Regions from separate parts of the Homo sapiens genome. Here all the other regions are linked to region 2. A link is a loop called in an ENCODE intact Hi-C map of the cell type or tissue named here. Cell type or tissue: IMR-90. All regions are shown on one strand.

The links. Peaks named below come from ENCODE experiments on the same cell type or tissue, not always from the same donor. Only the 100,000 strongest peaks of a DNase experiment are listed, where the experiment ranks them.
Region 1: a loop joins it to region 2, with 16 times the contacts of the local background. A loop is called at or near these places in 2 of 110 quality-filtered maps.
Region 3: a loop joins it to region 2, with 10 times the contacts of the local background. A loop is called at or near these places in 53 of 110 quality-filtered maps.

Annotation. Positions count from the first base shown.
Region 1 is chr15:50,316,258-50,324,257 of GRCh38, reverse strand. The region is part of intron 1 of GABPB1 (GA binding protein transcription factor subunit beta 1); the gene reads left to right. Among named protein-coding and RNA genes, the nearest start is that of GABPB1-AS1, 34 kb to the left of the region's middle. In IMR-90, no CTCF peak of the experiment used is centred here; no DNase peak of the experiment used is centred here; H3K27ac peaks cover 495 bases.
Region 2 is chr15:49,998,932-50,006,931 of GRCh38, reverse strand. ATP8B4 (ATPase phospholipid transporting 8B4 (putative)) reads left to right here. Exons shown (of 28, transcript NM_024837.4): 8 at 4,709-4,779. Among named protein-coding and RNA genes, the nearest start is that of ATP8B4, 120 kb to the left of the region's middle. RefSeq lists enhancers at 2,846-3,140, 3,137-3,326. In IMR-90, a CTCF peak has its summit at 3,014 (motif pointing right); a DNase peak (open chromatin) is centred at 3,051; H3K27ac peaks cover 1,976 bases.
Region 3 is chr15:49,232,076-49,240,075 of GRCh38, reverse strand. GALK2 (galactokinase 2) reads right to left here. Exons shown (of 10, transcript NM_002044.4): 4 at 4,135-4,225; 5 at 709-855. Among named protein-coding and RNA genes, the nearest start is that of GALK2, 66 kb to the right of the region's middle. RefSeq lists enhancers at 7,158-7,828, 7,829-8,000. In IMR-90, a CTCF peak has its summit at 4,301 (motif pointing left); DNase peaks (open chromatin) are centred at 1,465 and 4,315; H3K27ac peaks cover 2,183 bases.

The DNA.
Region 1 (8,000 bases), 320 kb before region 2:
TTGGCCTGGCGCTTGCCATCAATGAACTCATTAAAAAAAATTTTTTTTTTTTTTGAGATGAGGTCTTATTCTGTAGTCTAGACTGGAATGCAGTGGTGCAATCACAGCTCACTGCAGCCTTGACCTCGCTGGGCTCAGGTGATCCTCCCATCTCAGCCTTCTGAGTAGCTGGGACCACAGGTGTGTGCCACCCGCCCAGCTAATTTTTATGTATTTTTTGTAGAGATAGAGTTTTGCCATGTTGCCTAGGCAGGTCTCCAACTCCAGGGTTCGAGCAATCCACCCATCTTGGCTTCCCAAAGTGCTAGGATTACAGGCATGAGCACCACACCCAGCCATTTTTTTAAATTTAAATTTTATTTATTTATTTATGAATTAATTAATTAATGACAGGATCTGACTCTGTTGCCCAGGCTGGAGTGCAGTGGCACAGTCATGGCTCACTGAAGCCTCAAACTTCTGGGCTTAAGCGATCCTCCCGCCCCAGCCTCCTGAGTAGCTGTAGCTGGGACTACAGGAAGACAGGACCACATACAGCTAATTTTTTATTTTATTTTAGGGAAAGGTGCTATCTCTCTGTGTGTTGCCCAGGCTGGTCTTGAGCTTCTGGGCTCAAGGGATGCTCCTGCCTCAGCCTCCCCAAATACTGGAAGCAACTGTGCCTGGCTAATTGCCTCTAATCCTCAGAACAACCCTGTGAGAGAGGTTGTGCTATTACTCTCATTTTACAGGTGTGTAAACTGAGGCGTAGAAAGGCTGAGTGACCTCTCCCTGCCTCACTCTGGGTCCTCAGCCACTTCTTGCCTCTGCACGTGTTTTTTTTCTTTCCCTTAGGCAGGGATAAATAAAGGGCATGTATGTTGTCTTCTGGGGCCTGTAGTGAGAGTAGTGCATTCTATTAATTATGATTGGTTTTGTTGTCATGGCTCCTAAAAATGATGGGCTAGCAGGAACTACTGCAGTACCAAGGTTTCCCATTTCCCCCATGGGCCTGATCCTAGGGTAGCAGCTTCCCATTCCTCTGCAGTGGTGCCTGCAGCCACAGATTTAATTTAAAAATTTCTAGTAGCCGCTGTGCAGTACAGTCTCAAACTCCTAGGTTCAAGTGACCTCCCTGCCTTAGCCTCCCAAGTAGCTGGTACTGCAGGTGCACACCACTGTGCCCAGCAAAATTAATTTTCGTAATAGAGTTTAATCCCTTACATCCAAAATATTATGATTATTTTTGGAGACAGGGTCTCACTCCTGTTGCCCAGACAGGAGTGCAGTGGTGCGATCATGGCTCACTGTAGCCTTGACTTCCTAGGCTCAGGTTATTCTGTCATCTTAGCCTCCGAAGTAGTTGGGACTACAGGCATGTGCCACCATGCTTGGTTGATTTTTTTGTATTTTTTGTAGAGACCAGGTTTTGCCATGTTGCCCAGGGTGGTCTTGAACTCCTGGTCTCAAGCAATCCACCCGCCTCAGCCTCCCAAAGTGTTGGAATTACAGGCATGAGCCACCGTGCCTGGCCCTTCCAAAATATTGTTTCAACAGGTAATCAGTATAAAAGTTATTAATGAAATATTTTACATTCCTTCTTGATAGCAAGTCTTCAAAATCTGGTATGTTATATTTATAGCACATCTCAATTTGGACTAGCCACATTTCAATGCCCAGTATCCTTGTATAACTAGTGGTTACTGTACTGGACACATCAGTTCTTTTTTTTTGAGATGGAGTCTTGCTCTGTCACCCAAGCTGGAGTGCAGTGGCGCAATCTTGGGTCACTGCAACCTCCATCTCCTTGATTCAAGTGATTCTCCTGCCTTAGCCTCCTGAGTAGCTGGGACTACAGGCATGCACCACCATGCCCGGCTAATTTTTTTTTTTTTGTATTTTTCACCATGTTGGCCAGGGTGGTCTTAAACTCCTGACCTCAAGTTATCCTCTGGCATTGGCTTCCCAAAGGGCTGGGATTACAGGTATGAGTCACTGTGCCCAGCCTGGACACCTCAGTTTTAGAATATACCCATTTGAAACCTTTGAACTCAGTTTGGTGTACTGATTTGATCTACTGTCATTGAGGGTGGTCCTGAGCTGATTTTGCTTTGTAATATTATTGCTAGTTATTAGACAAGTTCTGGCTTCCTGCCTAGATTTTTCTATGCTAACTGGGCAGGTCCAAGAGTAATTCTGAGGGTCTCAGACAAAGCCAATATCTACATTTATTATGTTCACAATTTTTTCTTTTGACTAGAAAACCGAATTGACCTCAGATTTTTTTTTTTTTTTTGGTCACATCTGTTAATTTGAGTTGCTGCCAATAAAAAGATAATATCCAGGCAAGTTCCAGCCTTGTTTAGTTATAAGAAATTTTGTTACAACAAGGCTGACTTAGGAATTCAGTAAGCATTCTATTATGATATTTCCTAGGGTTTGTGAAATTTAGATTACATTTAAAAAAGGCAAACATTATGACGATTTTGGTTCCAAGTATTTCTGGAGTTTCTACTGTGTGCCAAATATTGTTCATTCAATGGATTAATATTTATTGAGCTTTTTTTTTTTTTTTCTGAGACGGAGTCTTGCTCTATTGCCCAGGCTGGAGTGCAATGGCGGAATCTCGGCTCGCTGCAACCTCTGCCTCCTGAGTTCAAGTGATTCTCCTGCCTCAGCCTCCTGAGTAGCTGGGACTACAGGTGCCAGCCACCATGCCTGGCTAACAGAATGCCCTTTTAATGCAGACTTTAAAAGCGATAAAAGGGTTGCCGCATCTTTTACTTCTTAAGTCTTTCTCTCCTTATGTGGTGGGATGTCCTCAGGTTATGGTTACTGAAAGAAAGTTATCCTAGAAGGAAGTTTTTCATCAGCTTTGTGAGTATGATTTCACTGGAAGTGGTCTTGACTTTTGGAAGATCTAGCTCTGAGATCAAGGTTCTCTCTGTGGGGAGTGGAGACCTTATGGAGAAGCAGTTATTCTTGTACACTGATAGTGGGAGTATAAGTTGCTACAATCTTTTGGTAGATAATTTGGCAGTGTCTAATTACAACTAAAATGTGATTTTAAACAAGTCTAGCAATCCTGCTTCTCACCATAATTTCTAGAACAATGCTAACTCGTGTGTATTGCAGCACTATTTGTAAAGGTGAAAAATTAAAACAGGATCATATAATTAGTATACTGTGTGTATTTGTTTCCTATTCCTATCGTGTAATAATTTCCTATTTGCTATAACAAATTACTACAACCTTAGTGCCTTAAAACAACATAAATTTATTATTTTATAGTTCTGGAAGTCCGAAGACCTAAAATTAGGATTTCGGCAGGACTGTTCCTTCTGGAAGCTTTAGGAGATAATCTGTTTTCTTTCCTTTTCTAGCTTCTAAAGAAGGCATGCATTTCTTGACCTGTGACCCCTTCCTCCATCTTTAAGGCCAACAGCATAGTATCTTCAAATCTCTCTCATTCTCTCTCTGATCTCTGCTTCCTTCTCCCTGACTGTGACCTTCTGCTCCCAATGTCACATCTCCTATTCTGATCCTCCTGTCTCCCTCTTATAAGAAGTCTTGTGATTACATCATACTTGGATAATCCAGGATAACCACCCTAGTCAGGATCCTTAATTTAATCATTTCTGCAGAGTTCCTTTTGCCATGTAAGGTAGCATATTCACAGGATCTGAGAATTAGTATCTAGACATCTTTGGGGGAGCATTATTCAGCCTGTCACACTCCATAGTACTGTGCAGCCACTAAAAAGACTGTGTGTACAGAGACAGGAAGATTTCACTGAAAAAACAAGAGGATTGCCTTTGAGTGGTGGCTCACGCCTGTAATCCCAGCACTTTGGGAGGCCAAGGCAGGTGGATCACCTGAGGTCAGGAGTTTGAGACCAGCCTGACCAAAATGCCGAAACCCCATCTCTACTAAAAATGCAAAAATTAGCCGGGCCTGGTGGTGCATGCCTGTAATCCCAGCTACTTGGGAGGCTGAGGCAGAAGAATTGCTTGAACCAGGGAGGCGGAGGTTGCAGTGAGCCAAGATTGTGCTATTGCACTCTAGCCTGGGCAACAAGAGCGAAACTCCATCTCAAAAAAGTAAAATGAAAAAAAGAGGATTGCTTGTGAATGGGGAAAAAGGCAAGTTGCCAAACAATTTAGTATGATCCCCTTTTTGTGTGTTTTTTAATTTTAATTTTTTATTTTTGCCCACCCGCCTGACCCCTTTGTGTGTTTTTGTTTAAAAAGAAGTAAGCATTGTGTGTATGTGTTTCTAATATGCATAGAAAAGATCTGGAAGGATGCACACTAAACATTTAGATAGTGGTTACTTCTGAGAACACAAGGATGTGTTGAGATGACTTTAAACTGTATAATTCTTATGTACAGTAAACATGTGTTTGTTTATTGTGATTTTATTTATTTATTTATTTATTTTTGAGACGGAGTCTCACTCTGTCGCCTGGGCTGGAGTGCAGTGGTGTGATCTCGGCTCACTGCAACCTCTGCCTCCTGGGTTCAAAACGATTCTCCTGCCTCAGCTTCCCGAGTAGCTGGGATTACAGGCGCCTGCCACTATGCCTAGATAATTTTTTGTATTTTTAGTAGAGACGGGGTTTCATCATGTTGGCCAGGCTGGTCTCGAACTCCTGACCTCGTGATTTGCCCGCCTCAGCCTCCCAAAGTGCTGGGATTATAGGCATGAGCCACTGTGCCCAGCCCTGTAATTTTTATGAAAGTATACATGCACAGTTCTGACTTATACGTGGGAGCTAAACAGTGGTTATACATGGACATACGGAGGGGGATAATAGACACTAGGGAGTCCAAAAGCGGGGAGGGTGGCAGAGGGGCAAGGGTTGAAAAATTCCCTGTTGGGTACAGTGTTCACTATTCAGGTGATGGACACATTGAAAGCCCAGACTTCACCACGATGCAATATATACGTGTAACAAACTGCACCTGTACCTGCTGAATCTATAAAAATAAAAACTTTTTTTAAGGAAGAAAAAATTATATGTGCACATAGTTGAAAAAGTAAAAAAATAAGCCTTCTTATGAAAATCCTACACTCAGTTGTGTTATTTCTTCCCACCCCAGAACCCTCTTTCCCAGAGGTCTCCATTTTATGATTAGCTCTTCATATTTCTAAATAACAAATGTGTGCTATTTCTTGATTTTTTTCCACATTAGATACCTTTTGACTTTCTACTTAGGAAGATGAGGCTTCAGCTGTTTTAAGCTATTCCTATGCATATTTTCCCTCACCATTTATCTTTTCAATAGGATTACACTGAAAATTTTGCTTTACATTACACCCCAGGAACTATTATTCTTAGCTAATCCACGCCTATACCACAAAGGAAATGCGTGTGCATATCTCTGTGTGTGTGTGTGTAAAGGAAAAACTGTACAAGAGACATGTATACCTTTATGGTATAGTTTTTTTCTCCCTTCTGAAAAATAGTCTAGTTTTTTCTTTTCTTAGTTTTCTTGTATCCGTCATTAACGCATCCCAAACTCTCCACTGACATTCATTCTCTTCTTAGGAGACTTACCAGCCTGTCTTTTCCTTGGAGACCTCCTTCCTGGAACTCTGTTCTCTGGCTCCCATCTGGGTTTGCCTTCTAGGTCTGTGTCACAGCTGTTGTCTTGGGGTCTCCCTTCACCATCATTTTGGGTACTCTCTCCTATTCTATGTTGGATCTTTATTTCCTGAAGCCCTTGATTATTCTTTCTAGTTTACTTTTGGTTTTGGTGGAACACGTCATCTAGTGGTTTTCTGAAAAAGGGGTATATGGGAGATACATATATGGATATAATATTTGAAAATATCATTTATTTTAAAAATAAAGGGGAAAAAAACTCCATTAGGTAAAATGGGCATGGAGGAAAAAATCCAAATATACCAGAGTTCATGTGATGATTTTTCGTTTCAAAGGAATTACACTGGGAGACACTAAACTTAAATCCTTGGAGGACATGCCCTTTATATCCCAGCAGATTCCTAGTGTTCTTCAACTTAGAACACAGGAAGAATTGAGAATAAGGGTCTGATTTTAAGATCAAAACTAGTGTTCTTTGGTAAATCTTTTTACTTTTTACTTGCTTCCTCTGCAAAGTGGAGACAATAATGATCTTGTTAAGGCCCTTTAGATAAAATGAGACAATGTAGATAAAGAGCAAGATGCTAGGGACTGTTTTTATTATTATTGAAATTGTTTTCTTATGAGACTGTAGGCAACTAAATTTGGAATATTTTCATACACGTACACATGATTATAGTATGCTAAATTTTACTTGGAGTCATATTTTACATACTTTTACTATGAAAAATGCTTTCAATAACTAATTTTTTTTTTTTTTTTGATACGGAGTCTTGCTCTGTCGCCCAGGCTGGAGTGCGGTGGCGCGATCTCGGCTCACTGCAAGCTCCGCCTCCCGGGTTCGCGCCATTCTCCTGCCTCAGCCTCCCGAGTAGCTGGGACTGCAGGCACCCATCACCACGCTCAGCTAATTTTTTGTATTTTCAGTAGAGACGGGGTTTCACCATGTTAGCCAGGATGGTGTCAATCTCCTGACCTCGTGATCCACCCGCCTCGGCCTCCCAAAGTGCTGGGATTACAGGCGTGAGCCACCGCGCCCAGCCTCAATATCTAATGTGGTGCATTAAAGGCTTTATTAAGCTTATCTGTAACCTAATTTTGAAAAAAAGCTTTTAAATAAAAGTTTTAATATTATATTAGTAATATATGCTTGCTATAAAAAAATTAAAACTTAGAAAAAAGTAGAAAAAAGGGAAAATTCATAGTTTTCATTACAATGGTGTATTGTTTCCAAGTGGTTTTTTTTTTTCTTTCTTTTTTTTTTTTGAGACGGAGTTTTGCTCTTGTTGCCCAGGCTGGAGTGCAATGGCAGAATCTCGGCTCACTGCAACCTCTGCCTCCCGGGTTCAAGCGATTCTCTGCCTCAGCCTCCGGAGTAGCTGGGATTACAGGCGTCAGCCACCACACCCAGCTAATTCTTTTAATTTTTTTATTTTTAGTAAAGGTGGGATTTCACTGTGTTGGCGAGGCTGGTCTTGAACTCCTGACCTCAGGTGATCCACCTGCCTCGGCCTCCCAAAGTGCTGGGATTACAGGCATGAGCCACTACACTCGGCTCCAAGTGTTTTTCTATTAAGATCATGGTATATATACAACTTAGAGTCCTGATTCTTAAACTGTTACATACTGTTTGTAAATATTTTCAAATGAATATATATAGTATTATTTTAAAAATATTTTTATCTTTTAGAGATCTGTACTGAAATATTAGAGATAATATTATATAATGTCTAACACTTGATTGAAAACAATGGGTGGAGTTGGGAAATGAGTCAGCCATTAATTGATAATATTAAACTAAATGGCTATGTGGGAGTTTATTATATGACTGTCTAGTTTATATATACTACAAATTGTTCATAATGTAAAAGAAATAAATCACTACAGTATTCCATTATGACATATCTTAATTTCTTTAATCATTGTTTGTGGTTGTTTTTTTCCTTATTTTAAATAACATTAGTATTGATATATTTAGATTTTTGAATAGTTTCCTTATGATGGGTTTATTTGAGTAGAATTACTAGGTCAAAGAGTATGAACATTTTAAAGACTGGGTGTGTGTAGGGATGTGTGTGTAATACAAAATTGGAGTGGAGAAAATCTTTAGGAGATTTATATTGGATTTATAATTGTACTCATTGAGCATAAGAATTATATAGCAAGTTTATTTTAAATTTTTAATGTGAGTAAAGGCTTATTAAATATAATAGGTGTAAACATTTTAAAAATTCATATTCTTATTTAAGAGTGCTAGTAACCATTCACGTGGAACTAGTACTTTATGCTTTTATAGAGTTTTCCTGTCTAGTACATGCCATAATCCTCACAACAACTCTATAAGCTGTAAATTACGGAAATTCAAAACAAAATAGACTAAGCTTTAACATGTAATTATTGGTAGTAATTCCTG
Region 2 (8,000 bases):
ACATACTGCAGAGTTCCTGATACCACCGGAACTCGGACCGTGGGAGCCAGGTGTACCTTTCTCCTTCACTGGACAGCAGTACTCTTGTGTTGTTTCACTTTTCTTAGCTGATGGTAGAAATAAAATCCTTACTTGGCATGAGCATATTTGAACATTACTAGAATTGAGTTGTTTAGCTTGTTTGAAAAGTCCTTCCTTTCCCTTCACAAAAAGGCATTCATAGAATTGTTGTTTTAAAACCAAGGCATTCTTCTGATAGAGGAATTGACAATTTTATTCTTCGGAAATGATAGGGCTAGAATGATTAATTTGACCTAAACTCCAGGCGTGACTGGGGTGGGCTTTTGCTCTTTCTTGACTCATCAGGGAATTTCATCTGTTCTTTTTCAACACCTATCTTGGACACACTTCCAGAGAGGCCTTTTTTTTTTTTTTTTTTTTTGGTGGTCTCATTGCCCTCATTGCTCTTTTAAGTTTTATAACTTCACGTCAGAGTTGCTTGTTGTTCCAACCTATTTGCTGTAAGTAAACCATCTCTATCTTTCTATCTCTTTCTGTCTCTCTCTCTGATATATATCTATTTGTCATATTTATATGACAGTAGAAAGTGGGGGTAAAATATTCAGGCAAGGATTTTTTTTTTTTTTGACTAGAGGAACAGCCTGCCTGTTAATAAATTTTATGATGTCCATTATTATTCTCAGCCTTCCTTCTCTTCTTTGTCACCATCTTTTTCTTATTCTTCTCAAATCACTGTAATTAGAAAAACAATGATGTATCCCGTACATATTAGTAATCAATATGCATTTATTGGACCTGAAATTTAAATTTTAAATACAAACGTTACCTATTACCATATAAACTTCATTTTTAGGATCTCATTCTCATTTTTTGACTCAATGCATGAGGTATTTGGTTTATTTTTATTTTTAGATTAAAATAAAAGATAATGTTGTAGATGATAGAGAAGATGAAGAACTCTGTGTGAGAATGGCCTAAAAAATAAAAGGCGATCCAAAAGTGTTCAACTTAATTCTACAAATTTATCTTTCCATCAGGTCATGGAGCCACAATCCAAATATTCTTTCACCATTGTAGTTTTGATTTTTGAACACCAACAAAGCAAAACAAAACATAAAACAAAGTGAAATACTTTCTGTTTTTCGTAGTTGTGTTCCAGTGATTTAGTAGCCCACCAGAGGAAAAGAGCATACATTTTGGGATCAGAAGTTCTAAATTCTAATTCCAGCTCTGCAATTTAAGCTATGAGTGTCCATGAGGATTGTGTTAAGTCTCTTGGGCCCTTGGGTTCCTCAATGACTTTGGAAGGGCCATGGGCTTTACATGAGTTAATTTAGTTCTTCTGGTGGGTGTGGTAGAGTCTATTCCTCCCTCACTCCTGGGCCAGATATGACCTCCTGGGTTCCTCATCCATACAATGGGAATAATACTACTCACTCACAGGGTTGTGAAGAGAGTAAAACGACACAATTATGAGAGAGGGTTTTATAAATCCTTAAAGAATTGTACAGCTTTAGGGTGTTATCATTGCTTTACATTTTACTTTATTCTTTAACTCAACAAATATTTATTATGCCTAATAACCCTATGAGGACAATGTCTTTGGCTCTGAGGACCCAAATATGTTCAGTGCATTCTTTTCAGATTCCTTCTGATGGGAATATTTGTTTTCTGTTGCCCATGGAAGTTGGGGAAGGGGCGTTGTGTTGGAAAACACTGGTTCCTTCATGAAGAACATAGCAGAGCCTCTCCTGGCAGAGCAAGGAGAAAAGGCATGAATAATTCACAAAAGAAAGTAAATATGGGGCATATGATAGGTGGTTCTGATCAGAATTAATGATATCCTGGCCCACTTGTGAGTTTGGATATTCACGCTTTTCCTTTCCTCTTCTTTACTCCTGCTAGTCATTCTGCCTTGGGGACTTCCTTTCACTGCATCTAGAATATTCCATGATGCCCTTCCTCAACTACCAACCCAACGTTGCACTCTCATTTGCACTCCTTTCATAGCACTTTGTTAATGAGGCTCTTAGAAACCTTATATTCTGCCTTTATTAAACTATACAAATCCTTGAAGCAAAGAGATTTTTACTCATTTTGGTATCCCTTGCAGTATATGCCTCATACTGTATGCCCAGATTCAAATCCTGGCTCCTACCCTTACTGTGTAACCTTGAGGAAGTTACAGAAGCCCTCTGGGCCTTACTTTGCTCATCTGTAAAGTGGAGATAACAATAAGACCTGCGTTACAGGATTTCTGTGAATGTTAAATAAAATAGCGCATGTGAAGCTCTTAGGATGGTGCTGGACACATAGTAAACCCTAACTAAATATCAGCTACGTTATTTGGAATCATAAACACCTACACCTGGAACACAAGTTTCTGGATCAACTAGGAATTGGGTCCCCGTAGGATTTACTGGATGAGTCAGCTTGAGGAGGCCTGTTGTGAGACTCAGAGTCCTGGGGAAAGTGGGCCCCAAAATTCATGGGTTGCTCCACTCCTGGCACAGCACTTCTGGCAAACGGGTGACAAGGGATGAGCAGGGCTTTTTCTGCAGCTCTCCTGCCCTTTCCTTTTCAGAATTATGACTGAGGGCACTAGAAAATAGGCCTGCCTGCATGACAATGAGCGCATTGACCGCTTATCCTCCCGGCCCCGCTGGGCCTTCCCTTCGCACTCCCTCCTCAACCACAATGAATTAACGCCTTGAAGGACGAGGTTAACAAAAGGGAACAGCAGGCCTCAGCAGAGGGACAGGGAGAAGGGAGGATGGATGAAGGGAGTGCAGCAAGGCCATCAAGGAGTAGGAAAGCAGGAGGAAGGTTCAGAGAACATCAAAGAAAAAGCTGGTAACTGGGGAGATGGGCGGAGGTGGGGAAGGTAGGCGTCTTGGTCCTGGAGAGTACAGTGAGCAAGAACAGTTAGCCCGGAACCTATGGGGGTCAGCCTGTGGGAAGCTGGGTCACTGCTCAGGAGAGAATCTGACCGCCAGATGGCAGTGGCGCCTCAGTCACATGTTCCTAGCCAGCTGTGTGCAGGGACTCCACCCCTTGTTTACCATGGTGTGAGTGTCAGTGCAGCCCCACCCAGTCTTCAACAGTAACACTGGATTCGAGTTTCAAAGAAAAGCAGCCCTGGGTACAAATAGGCATCTTTCTCTATATTCAATCACAGATTCTTAGGATTAGAGAATTTTGGATTTTGTTTAACATGAGCCTTTTAAGCCCAGGGGAGGAGAGGTGCAGGCCCATAGACTGACTGTTAAGCTCTATTGCTGTTTAGTGCCTTGTGCCTGGTTTTATGCATTGAAATTTGAATGTGGGAAATAAGATCAAGGTGAATTTTCAAAAAAAATTTTTTTTTCCTTTAAAATCAGGATGGGTAGTTTTTGGCCCAAGAGCGGCATCACTTTCTTTATGTGGCTTTCCTCTGTTCACAGTGTGACAAGTCAGAGAATTTCTGCCTCAACAAGCTTCTGTGGCTCTTTGATTCAGAGTTGTGTAAGAGCCTTGCTAATGCAAACCCACTTATTCTTTTAGGGGCCGTCACAGGGTATTTTTCCCCAGCTCTGTTTTATCCCAGTTTAGACAAAACCACACACACACACACACACACACACACACACACACACATGCACACCCTATTTTTGAGTTGCAAATTTAAAAGCTTGAGACAATCAAGAAAGTAAGTTGATTCTAAATTTAACCCCCAAGATTCAAGAACAAAGCAATTCTAATGTTTTTAAAAATAAAGGTAAGAAAATATCACAGATTTGGAATGCCAATCATACATTCAGACATAGCTAGAAAATTGTTAGGCTAATGTCTCAAACTAAATTGCTAAAATTTAAGCCAATTCTTTTTAGACATTCAGACCCTTCAAAATTTTATAAAAACACTTATTTTTAAAATAAGTTTAGAGCTTTGAAATAAAATCAATAAGCACTTTGCCAATTTAGAGAGCTACCAGGATGCTAAAACTGAATTGTGATAGGTGATATGCAAAGCTCAATTGGACATCAGAATAGAACTGTTTATCTCTGAAAAATCCAAACTACTCAGTATCTGATTTTTTCCCACTGCCTTTGACTACATTTTCTCTTCTGTCTTGCTGTTTTCCTTAGTCCCTACTTTATCTTAGCTCTCCTCTTTCTTACTCCCTACCATCTTTTACTTTTTTCTTTCCATCTTTATCTCTTTCTTAACTTCCTTGCCCCTCTTATTTTTATTTTATTTTTTCAGTTTCCTCCATCTATTTCCCTTCTGTCTTTTCCCCATCTCCTTTGCCTGCTCCCTGCTTTTAACTGATGACACTAGGTAATTAAAGTTTGTGCATATATTTCCAATTATTTATTGGAGAGAGTTTTATGTTAGTAATTATCAAAGCAAGAAAATAGAATTTATATGTTTCATTAAAAAAAGGTGAATCAAGTGGCTATTAATTCATATGATAGCTCCTTTCCTTGCTTATGTTGTGATAGTCAAGGGGCATATAAAGGAGGAACAGGGAAGAGGGAGGGTTTGGTTCAGGGCATATGACATAGAGGTAGAACAGGATCTCACTTCTTTTACTCTGTTTCTGAGGCTCTGTTGCCTCTTTAGTAGTCAAGAGGTGATATACTGTAGAAGACTTTCAACCAATCTAACTTCTCAAGTATTCTTTTGTTATGATTTTTGAAAATAGGCTGATTTACTTCTCCTATCAAGTAGTGAGCCACATGGTCTCTGTTATGTTGAAACTGCTGAGCTTGATGGGTAAGTTATTAAAATTAGAATAATTTGGTTGGTTTTTAATTTATTTAAAAGTAATGTCTTTAGAGATAAGACTTAACCTTGTTCAGTATCTTCTTGGGAGACATAGGAGTTTACATTGCAAAGTCCATAGTTAATTACTCTACAGTAATTTTGAAACTGTTTTTTCTCTTAAATTTATTTTCTTGCAGAAACAGTGAGCGAAACTTATATACAGGAATAACTTTACACAGAGAATCTTCAGTAAGATTCCTTAGATTTTTTAAAAAAAGTTTTTGCTTGTTTTGATTTCAAGTGATTTTATAGGGAAAATGAGAGGGGTAGAGATCAAGATTCCTTGAGGAGGGAAGGAAGGACTGATGTTACTTTAAAAGGCAACCTTTTGGAACTGTGTCAAATGAAGACATAGAAAAAGAAGAGAGAAACAGAATATGATGCAGTTTTGATGTTGATATTAATTTAGAATTTAGTTATAGACCATATAGCAGTTCTGTTTCAGAGGATTTAGTTTGTCTGGCATAAAAACATTTATTGAATGCTTACATTTTAATGACACTATGTATTTGTGTTCTTTAGATGGAATTTATCATTTAATCCTGATGTAGGTGCTATGTAATTATGCCCTATTGTACAGACAATGAAATCAAGGCTTAGAGAGCCTAGGTAATTTGTCCAAAGCATCTGAAGAGTGAAGCCAGGACTCGAACCTGGCAGTCTGACACCAGAGTCCATGGTTTTAACTGGTGCCTTCCAAATTATTGTCATATTGAGCTATTCAAATAGTACTTTAGTCTGTGGGACCCTACTTTGGACAGAACAGTTCAGACACAACTAAAACAGTTCTGAGAGGAACATTTATGGCATACATTTGAAAAGAGAAAAATTCTCAAATAAATAATCTCATCATTCATCTAAAAACCCTAGAAAACAGCAAAATAAACCCCAAAGAAGCATAAGAAAGGAGATAATAAGATAAGAGCAGAAATAAATAGACTTGAAAACAAAAAAAATAAAGAAAATCAACGACACAGAGCTAGTTCTTTGGAAACATCAATACAAGTGACAAACCTCTAAGAATACTGATAAAAGAAAAAAAAAGAGAAGACACAAATTAGCATATTATGCATGAACCATGGAAATTTGGTATAGATCCTGAAGACATTATAAAGGTAAAAAAGAAATACTACAAACAACTGTGCACACATAAATTTGACAATTTAGAAGAAATGGACCACTTTCTCAAAAAAAAGACTATACACTTAATATGAAATAGATAATTTGAATAGCTCTATAAGTATTACAGAAATTGATTTCAAATGTAAAGTATAAAAAGCTTTGAGGAAAAAAATAGGAGGAAATCTTTGAAATCTAGGGCTGTCTGGTCAGATTCTTAGACTTGACACAGTAAACATAATCCATAAAAGGAAAACTTTGATAAACTGGACTTCAAGAAATTAAAAATTTTTGTTCCACAGAAGTTCCTGTTAGGAGGACTTAAAGATAAGTTACAGACTGGAAGAAAATATTTGTAAACCATCTATTTGACCAGGGACTTGTATCTTGAATATATTTTAAAAAAACTTCTTAAAACTCAATAGTAAAAAAACAAACCATCCCATTTGAAAATGGGCAAATGACATAAAAGAGACATTTCACCAAAGAGGACGTACAAATGGCAAATAAGCACATGAAAAGATGCTCAACATCATTAACTACTGAGGAAATACAAGCTAAAACTACAATAAGATCTCACTACAGACCTATCAGAATGGCTAAAATGAAAAAGAGTGACAACTCCAAATGCTAGCAAGGAAGTAGGGAAACAGGATTATTCATACATTGTGGGTGGGAATGTAACATGCTACAATCACTCTGGAAAATGGTTTTGTAGTTTCTTAAAAACTGAACATGCAGTTAACATACAACCCAACAATTTCACCCCTGGGCATTTATCCCAGAGAAATGAAGACATGTTTGTACAAAAACCTGTACATGAATGTTTATGGTGGCTTTATACATAACATCCAGAAATGAAAACAACTTGAATATCCTTCAATAAGTCAATGGTTGAATAAATTGTGGTACATCCATACCATGGAATACTACTTAGCAATGAAAATGAGTGAACTACTGATACATGTAACACTCTGGATGAATCTTCAGAGAATTATACTGACAAAAAATAGCCAATCCCAAAGGTCACATACAGTATAATTCTGTTTATAAAATTTTTGCCTTTTGAAAAGGCAAAATCATGGAAATAGAGAACAGATTAGTAGTTTCCAGGTGTTAAGATGGGGTGGGAAAGGCAGGGAGGTGGGTACGGCTATGGAGCACAACCTGAGGGATCCCGCAGTGATAGAAGTGTTCTGTATCTTAACTATTTCAATATCAATATCGTGGTTGTGATATTATACTATATTTTGCAAGATGTGAAACTGTAGTAAGATGCAATTCTGAATAAGGGGTACACAGCATCTTTTGGTATTGTTTCTTATGCTGAAAATCACTTTGAAGTTTATCAAGATACTCAGGCAGATTAAGCAAGAGTGTGGAATGACAATGAAGGCATTAATCAGGAGTCCTGGAAAATACTTTTTTTTAAATTTCATTTTATTATTATTATACTTTAAGTTTTAGGGTACATGTGCACAATGTGCAGGTTAGTTACATATGTATACATGTGCCATGCTGGTGTGCTGCACCCATTAACTCGTCATTTAGCATTAGGTATATCTCCTAAAGCTATCCCTCCGCCCTCCCCCCACCCCACAACAGTCCCCAGAGTGTGATGTTCCCCTTCCTGTGTCCATGTGTTCTCATTGTTCAGTTCCCACCTATGAGTGAGAATATGCGGTGTTTGGTTTTTTGTTCTTGCGATAGTTTACTGAGAATGATGATTTCCAATTTCATCCATGTCCCTACAAAGGACATGAACTCATCATTTTTTTTGGCTGCATAGTATTCCATGGTGTATATGTGCCACATTTTCTTAATCCAATCTATCATTGTTGGACATTTGGGTTGGTTCCAAGTCTTTGCTATTGTGAATAGTGCCACAATAAACATATGTGTGCATGTGTCTTTATAGCAGCATGATTTATCTACAACTATCTGATATTTGACAAACCTGAGAAAAACAAGCAATGGGGAAAGGATTCCCTATTTAATAAATGGTGCTGGGAAAACTGGCTAGCCATATGTAGAAAGCTGAAACTGGATCC
Region 3 (8,000 bases), 770 kb after region 2:
GCTTAAAAGAGACTAAGCATGTGGCTGCCTTTCTCTTGATCTGTCCAAACCATCCGTAAACCTGGTAGTATATGTACATGGGGTAAAAAGAACCTATGATAACATTTTATTTGAACCAGAATGCTAAAGCATTAATTAAAGCTGAGCACACCTGCTCTAAACTGCAGAGTCAGAGATTTATGTGAACTTATAAACTTGAGGCTTTCTGACCTCTTGTACAATTTATATTTCCTTTAAATAAGCATTTCGTCTTGTAATGCAATATTTTAAAGTTTATTTCTGTGACTAATCTGCTGGCATATTCAGTTCCTTTATTACCTAGTCTTTACCCTTGTAACCCACTACTTGTCAAATTTTTAATTTAAGGTTTTGGGTGAAAATAAGCAGGCTCAACCATGAGAGGAAGAATTTCTTGCCCTAAATTTAACTTGTGAATGAGGTGATCTAAAATGATATCCATACATTCAAATCCCATATTTAATACAATGTATTTTTATACAGTTATTCACAGATCTATTCACTCACTGTTTGGAGGGTATAAGCTACTTTATAGTGATTTATCACTTGTTAAGTTACAATGCTTGCCCACATGTGCAGTCCTTTTAGAGAAGACAGTTTTTCAATCAAGGAAGGCATTCTGATTTGAGATTTGGATGCTAATGATTATTAGGAGAGGGTTCTATGAGGTTTCCTATCAAAGGTAGTTACCTTGGATAGATTCCTTCCCAGCACTGTGAGCGTCACCAAGCCAGCACAACAGACCAAAGCACTGGAGCTGGAGAGGCCAGAACTTGGTGGGATATTTCCATCTACCAGGCAGTTCATTCCAGTCAGGTTACTAAGACCAAAGTGTTCCTAAGAATATAAGGAAAAACAGCAACAGTAATTCAGTATTGAATTCAAGGAGTAGTGAAAGCTTCTTTCATTCCCCAGAGAACAAAAGTCTATCAATAGACTTATAATAGTTATAGAAACTACTTATGCAATTCAATTTAGTTGAGACTATATGTGACATTTTATTTAATGACTCTTAGCCACAGAGTAATTCCCTTAAATGCCTTTAATTTTCTTGCCTTGAATGTTCTTTTTCTTGAATATTAATTGATTTGAATATGGAAAAAATATAAAATTGCCTTGAATGTTCTTTTTCTTGAGTATTAATTGATTTGAACAAATATGGAAAAAATATAAAACAATTATAATCCAATTTGTCAAGTAGCAGGACAAGAAATATACAATTATCTGTGAGGTAATTTAAATCTCCATGCAGCACAACTCCAGCATTCTGTTATTATAAAAGTCCAGCCCCCAAGCAGTGACTTGTTTCTAAGGAGTGCCTTACTTTAGAAGGTTCTCTGAAAAAAAGGAGTTCCAAACATTCTCAGTTCTGTTTTACTTATGAAAAAACCTAGGCACCAAGAGATGAAGAAACTTTCCCAAGATGACACATAGGGAGACGAGAGTAGGGCCCAGGTCTCTGAATCCTGTTTGAAAACTTTTCCACTGCAGTTAGAAACCTGAGCCAGCAAACCGTCATTGTGATTTAATATGCCAGCTACATGAGAAAATCCAGATGCTTACTACAGTTTATAGATACAGTTTAGCCATATGGTAGCTTTAAAGATAGTCAAATTAGAATTCAGCCACAAATGAGAATACAGACCCTAAACAAGTTGAGGAAACTCTATTTCTACAAATAGGAAAGCCCAAAGAAATAATCAGATTCTGATTTAAATATGGAAAGCTCTAGTATACTTACATTACTTTCTAACACTAGGACACTTTGGATGATATCATATCATAACCTTTGTGGTTTAAGTTTACAAATAAATTCAAGTCTACCTCCTTCTCAAGAAAAAGTACCATAGTCTTTGCAAATTACTCAAATGACTGAAGATTAACATATGAAATACTATTACCTAATTATGCATTTCATCATACCTATTATACAAGGGAGAATTTCAATCAGCTAGCTAGAATAACTAAAATAACAACAAAATTCTGCAAATAAAAGACCTTTTTCCTTAATTTTTTGTCTGTCTGTCCTAGCTAGCAAAATTCTCGCACCACAATAAGAAGAAATTTAGCTGGGTGTACTTCTCTTCCTGATTTCAAGTCATCTAAAAATTTCCTTCCAGATATACAAACAAACTATAAACTGAAACTCTACTGTTGCCAATGCCCTTTCATACAGAATATCAGACAGCTTGTTTAAAAAAAAAAATTGAAGAATACAATATATTTAATATAAACTGATCAAACACAGGTGTCTTGAGTGGGAATCACACTTAAGAACTTATCAGCCGGGCGCAGTGGCTCACACCTGCAATCCCAGCACTTTGGGAGGCCGAGGCGGGTGGGTCACGAAGTCAGGAGTTCAAGACCAGCCTGGCCAATATAGTGAAACCCCGTCTCTACTAAAAATACAAAAATTAGCCAGGCGCGGTGGCAGGCACCTGTAATCCCAGCTACTAAGGAGGGTGAGGCAGGAGAATCGCTTGAACCCCGGGGGCAGAGGTTGCAGTGAGCCGAGATCACGCCACTACACTCCAGCCTGGGCGACAGAGCAAGACTCCGTCTCAAAAAACAAAAACAAAAACAAAAACAAAAAAACAAAAACAAAAAACAACGTATTATGCAATGTTTAAATGAAAATGTATAACAAATTCAAAATGCAAATGGGTATATGCCACATTCTGTAATAGCTCTATGCCAAAAGGATAACATGTTCAATGTAATATAAGTGAATTATTCTCTGAAACTTTCTAGTATTTGAATTTGAAAGTTTCTGAACAGGCTAGCATTTAAATTACCTTTCTGCCAAAAGTTCATTGTATAAGTTTGCTTTTGCACATAAATTGTCAAACCAAACAGGAAGGCTTTAAAACCTGAAATGCTCAAAAATAACACAAAGCAACATGCATTATTTAGGCCACTTTACCCATATGCTGCAAAAAGGCATGTTGTTACAAGGAAGATTAAAATTGCATTTGCCAGGCAAATGCTTCCAAATACTGTAATTCCCACTAATGCATATGATAAGCCAGATGATTTGAAGATTTAAAACCTGCCAATAACTTTTCCTGTAAGTTATTACCATGTGTCTGAGAGAAAGGAAAACACAAAAGAAAGAAAGAAATGAATTCATTAACTTTAAGAACAAAAACCACCACTGTTACAGTATAGGACTACACATTAGAAATAAATTTGATGTATTTCTGTAATGGATGTGCCACTAAGTCCTAGCTGCTCATTACAAAGTTTCAGATAGGACTGCCAGGCAGTAAGGAACACAAGCTCTCTAAAACATGGGTCAGTTTGTTTGTTTACTTTTAGCTCACAAAGGCAAAATTTACTTCTTATTGTCCTACTATGATTCTATGCAAGTCACTACATCTAAAATAATTATTGCAATATAAAAGTGGCTCTAAAAACAGCAAATATCAATTTTCTTTTGGTCCTTGATACTTTTTCAATTATGAGAGTGAAAACATTTTATTTTCTTGTTCTTGTATGTAACATTAGAGATTTTCAAAGTAATTATTCAATGTTTCTTGGAAAATACTTATACTAATACATTTCATTATATCTTTTTTTAATCCCATCTGAAGTAGCAATAACAATACTAGCTACCATTTATTAAATGGCTACCATCAAGCTTTATGTAATTCTTTTAACAACTCTTTGTCAGGATAGCAATGACATCATTTTATGGATAAATCTGAGACTTAAGAGGTTAAATTACCACAGCTGAGAAGAGCCCAGATTCAAACCTGGGCTGACTCTAAATCCTATTACAGTATACCCCTATACATCCCAAGTATAAATGTAAATAATAGTATTAAAACATATCCTCAAAAGTATGTTTAAACAAAGATTTTAAAACCAGACAGATGTTTGTCAGATGCACCTATTTATGAACAGCCAGCTGTATAAAAACCACTACTGCCCCCTGTGAACACCACCCCAAAACAGTCATATCTTCCCCACTCTCTGAAACACAAACTAGCAAAATAGAACAGAAGCATCGGTTAGTACTGTAAGGAGATGAAAAAGATGTAGTAAATAAAATAAATCTGACAGAATACACATGATAATCTCAACTGGTAGTAAGTGCCTTATAAACCAATTTACCTGAATTCCTTTAAGTCCACATAAGAAATAGTTGTGCCACAAAGGCTTGGTTTTATCAATCTGGATGTTATTAGCACTAGTACTGAAGTCCCTGCGAAGACAAAAGACACCATTAATTTAAAATCTGTAGGCCTTGAGCTGCAAAATCAATGGATGACTGCTGCCATCTTGTGCCAACACAGCGATACTGACTCTCCTTTACCTTTTATGTTCAAACTGTGTGTCTACAGCAAAACATCTCCAGCTGCTAAGAGTTAAGAGAGGAAGTTGCAGTGGCCTTAGTGACTAAACTACCTCCAACTGACCCTTTTTATTTCCTGAAACACAGAGGAAACAATATATTTCAGAGTAATCTACAACTATTTTCTCTTTCATGTTGGTCCTTGTTAAACTGGTGTAAACCACATGAATGCTTATCCTCTGGGCCTGCTGTTTGGCACACCCCCAAACTGAAACAAGAGTACTCAAAGCCATCTCTGCCACCCATCCAATTTTACCATCTGCACAATTTAAGAAAAAAAAACAAATAAACAAAATGATGATTTTGATGCATAATCAATTTAACAAAATAAGATTCCATGAGTCTATACTAATGTAAGTTAACAAATGAATACAAAGCTAAATGAAGAGGAAAGAAAAACTCTTTATTATGGTAAAATGCTAACTAATAGATATAGAAGGAATGATGTGAATAGAAAAGTCACTACATGGTAAACTGTATGATAATTTGTTTCAGGAAACAATCATCAATGGACTGTTAAACTTAATAAACTGGCTAAACTGGGCTAAACTTAGTAAAAATGTGATGAGAAGCAAGATATTTACAGTATTTCCCCACCAGACACTTATGAACTACAATGGAAAAACATAGTATCTGGGCCAGGCGCAGCAGCTCACACCTCTAATCTCAGCACTTTGGGAGGCCAAGGCAGGCGGATCACAAGTTCAGGAGTTCGAGACAAGCCTGGCCAATATGGTGAAACCCTGTCTCTACTAAAAACACAAAAATTATCTGGGTGTGGTGGTGGGAGCCTGTAGTCCCAGCTACTCAGGAGGCTGAGGCAGAAGAATCGCTTGAACCCGGGAGGTAGAGGTTGCAGTGAGCTGAGATCGTGCCACTGCACCCCAGCCTGGGCGACAGAGCAAGATTCCGTCTCAAAAAAAAAAAAAAGTATCTGATATGGTTTGGCTGTGTCCCCACTCAAATCTCATCTTGAATTGTAGCTCCCATAATTCTCACACGTTGTGGGAGGGACCTGATGGTAGGTAACTGAATCATGGGGGGTGGATCTTTCTTGTGCTTTTGTCATGATAGTGAATAAGTCTCATGGGATCCGCTGGTTTTACAAAGGGGAGTTCCCCTGCACATGCTCTCTTTGCCCGCTGCCATGTAAGATGTGACTTTGCTCCTCATTTGCTTTCTGCCATGATTGTGAGGCTTCCCCCGCCATATGGAACTGTGAGTCAATTAAACCTCTTTCCTTTATAATTACCCAGCCTAGGGTTTTTCTCTATTAACAGCATGAAATATAGCATCTTTATGGTAGAAAGATCTGACAGATGCCACCTTAATCAAATGATCAAAATTAACACCACCAGTAAAGGGATGTTTTGTGCCTCCTTGATACAATATACTAAGCATACATCCATGGAATGTGGGATTTCCTTATGCTATTCTTGTGTCTTCTTTGAAAGTCAAAAAAAATACTTCAAAATGAAAAATAGGCAGATAAATAAATAGGCTCCTAAAATCAGCCGAAGGACAATGTATGTGAAATGGGAGAATCAATTAAAGAGGAGGAAATGAAGCAAAATTCCCCATATTGACTGAGTGCTCTAATATAACTGACTAAATATCTACTATATGCCAATCATTGTAATAGATGCCTTCCATGGATTATTTTAACTCAATAACATGGATACATTATCTCTTTTAAAATATATTAAGTGGCTAACCACTTAAGCATACAAAGCATGCATGGGAATATAAAGGTAAAAGGCAGAAGGCTTGCCTTTTAAAAGTTCACAATCTAGCCAAGATGACATGAACATAAATAACTACCAAACAGTAATGGCACGTGATAATAATACTGGGTGGCATACGTGGCTGAGAGAGTATTATTTCTAAAAGTCCGCATTTGATAGAGAGAGGACGTCTTCCTGGAGGCTCAAAGAGGTTTAGCTGCTTTCCAAAAATGCGTAGTCTGACTTCAGCTCATCAGAATTTTACTCTACTGTCACTCACAGAAGTTGAAAATATGTTGCTCACCATCAACAAGAGGTCACACAATTTGAAAGCAGATACAGTTATGTTAGCATATCTGACAGGTTCTATTCCTAGTTAAAAGGACATCTTGAAAGTCACTAAGAAAAGAAAAACAGAAAGAGATTTTGAGAGGGGAATATGAACAGAGGGGGTAGGCAGGTATGAGGAGAAAAAGAGGAGGATAGTTGCACATATGTAGGAAGCTACATGAGCAACGTTCCAGAAAGAACTGTGATATAATTTGGATTTGCATCCCTGCCCAAATCTCATGCCAAGTTGTGATTCCCCAGTGTTGGAGGTGGGACCTGGTGGGAGGTGACTGGATCATGGGGGTGGATTTCCCCCTTTGGTATTGTTTTCATGATAGAGCTCTCACTAGATCTGGTTATTTAAAAAGTCTGTGGCACTTCCCACCTCTCTCTCTTCCTCCTGGCTCTGGCCATGTAGACATGCCTGCTTCCCCTTTGCCTTCCACCATGCTTGTAAGTTTCCTGAGGCCTCCCTAGCCATGCTTCCTGTACACCTGTAGAATTGTGAGTCAATTAAACCTCTTTTCCTTATAAATCACTCAGTCTCAGGTATTTCTTTATAGCAGTGCAAGAATGAACTAATATGGAAAATTGGTAACAAGGACAGGGGCATTGGTATAAAGATACCTGAAAATGTGAATTTGCATTTGGAACTGGGTAACAGGTAGAGGTTGGACCAATTTGGAGGGCTGAGAAAAAGACAGGAAGATGAGGAAAATTTGTAACTTCCTAGAGACTTGTTGAACGGTTGCTTTGAAAATCCTGATAGTGATATGGACAATGAAATCCCAGCTAAGAAGGTCTCAGATGAAAATGAGGAACTTCTTGGGAACTAGTGTAAAGGTCATTTTTGTTATGCATTAACAAAGAGCCTGGAGGCATCTAGGGGTATGTGGAACTTTGAACTTGAGAGTGATGGTTTAGGTTACTGACAGGAGAAATTTCTAAGCAGCAAAGCAGTCAAGATATAGCCTGCTGCTTCTAACAACCTATGTTCATATGCGTGAGCAAAGAAATGACCTGAAACTGAAACTTATATTTAAAAGGGAAGCAAAGTGTACGAGTTTGAAAAATTTGAAGGCTGGCCATGTGGTAGAAAAGAAAAGGCCTTTTTGGAGGAGGAGTTCAAGCCAGCTACAGAAATTTGCATAAGTAAAGAATAGTCAAATGCTGATGGCCAAGACAAAGGGGAAAAGACTTTCAAAGCATTTCAGAAACCTTTGCAGCAGTTCCTTCCATCACAGGCATGTAGGTCTAAGAAGGAAGAATGGTTTCATGAACAGGGACCAGGGTCCCACTTCCCTGCACAGGCTCAAGACACTGCTCCCCATATCCTGACCCCTCTGCCTCCAGGGGTGGCTGAAAGGACTTCAGATACAGCTCAGGCTGCTGCTTCAGAATGTGCAAGCCATAAAACTTGGTGTTTCTATGAGGTGTTTAGCCTGCCAATGTTCAGAGTGCAAGAGTTAAGGCTTCGGGAGCCTCTGCCTAGATTTCAGAGTATGTGTAGAAAAGCCTAAATGTCTAGGCAGAACCCTGCTGCAGGAGCAGAGCCGTCATGGAGAATCTCT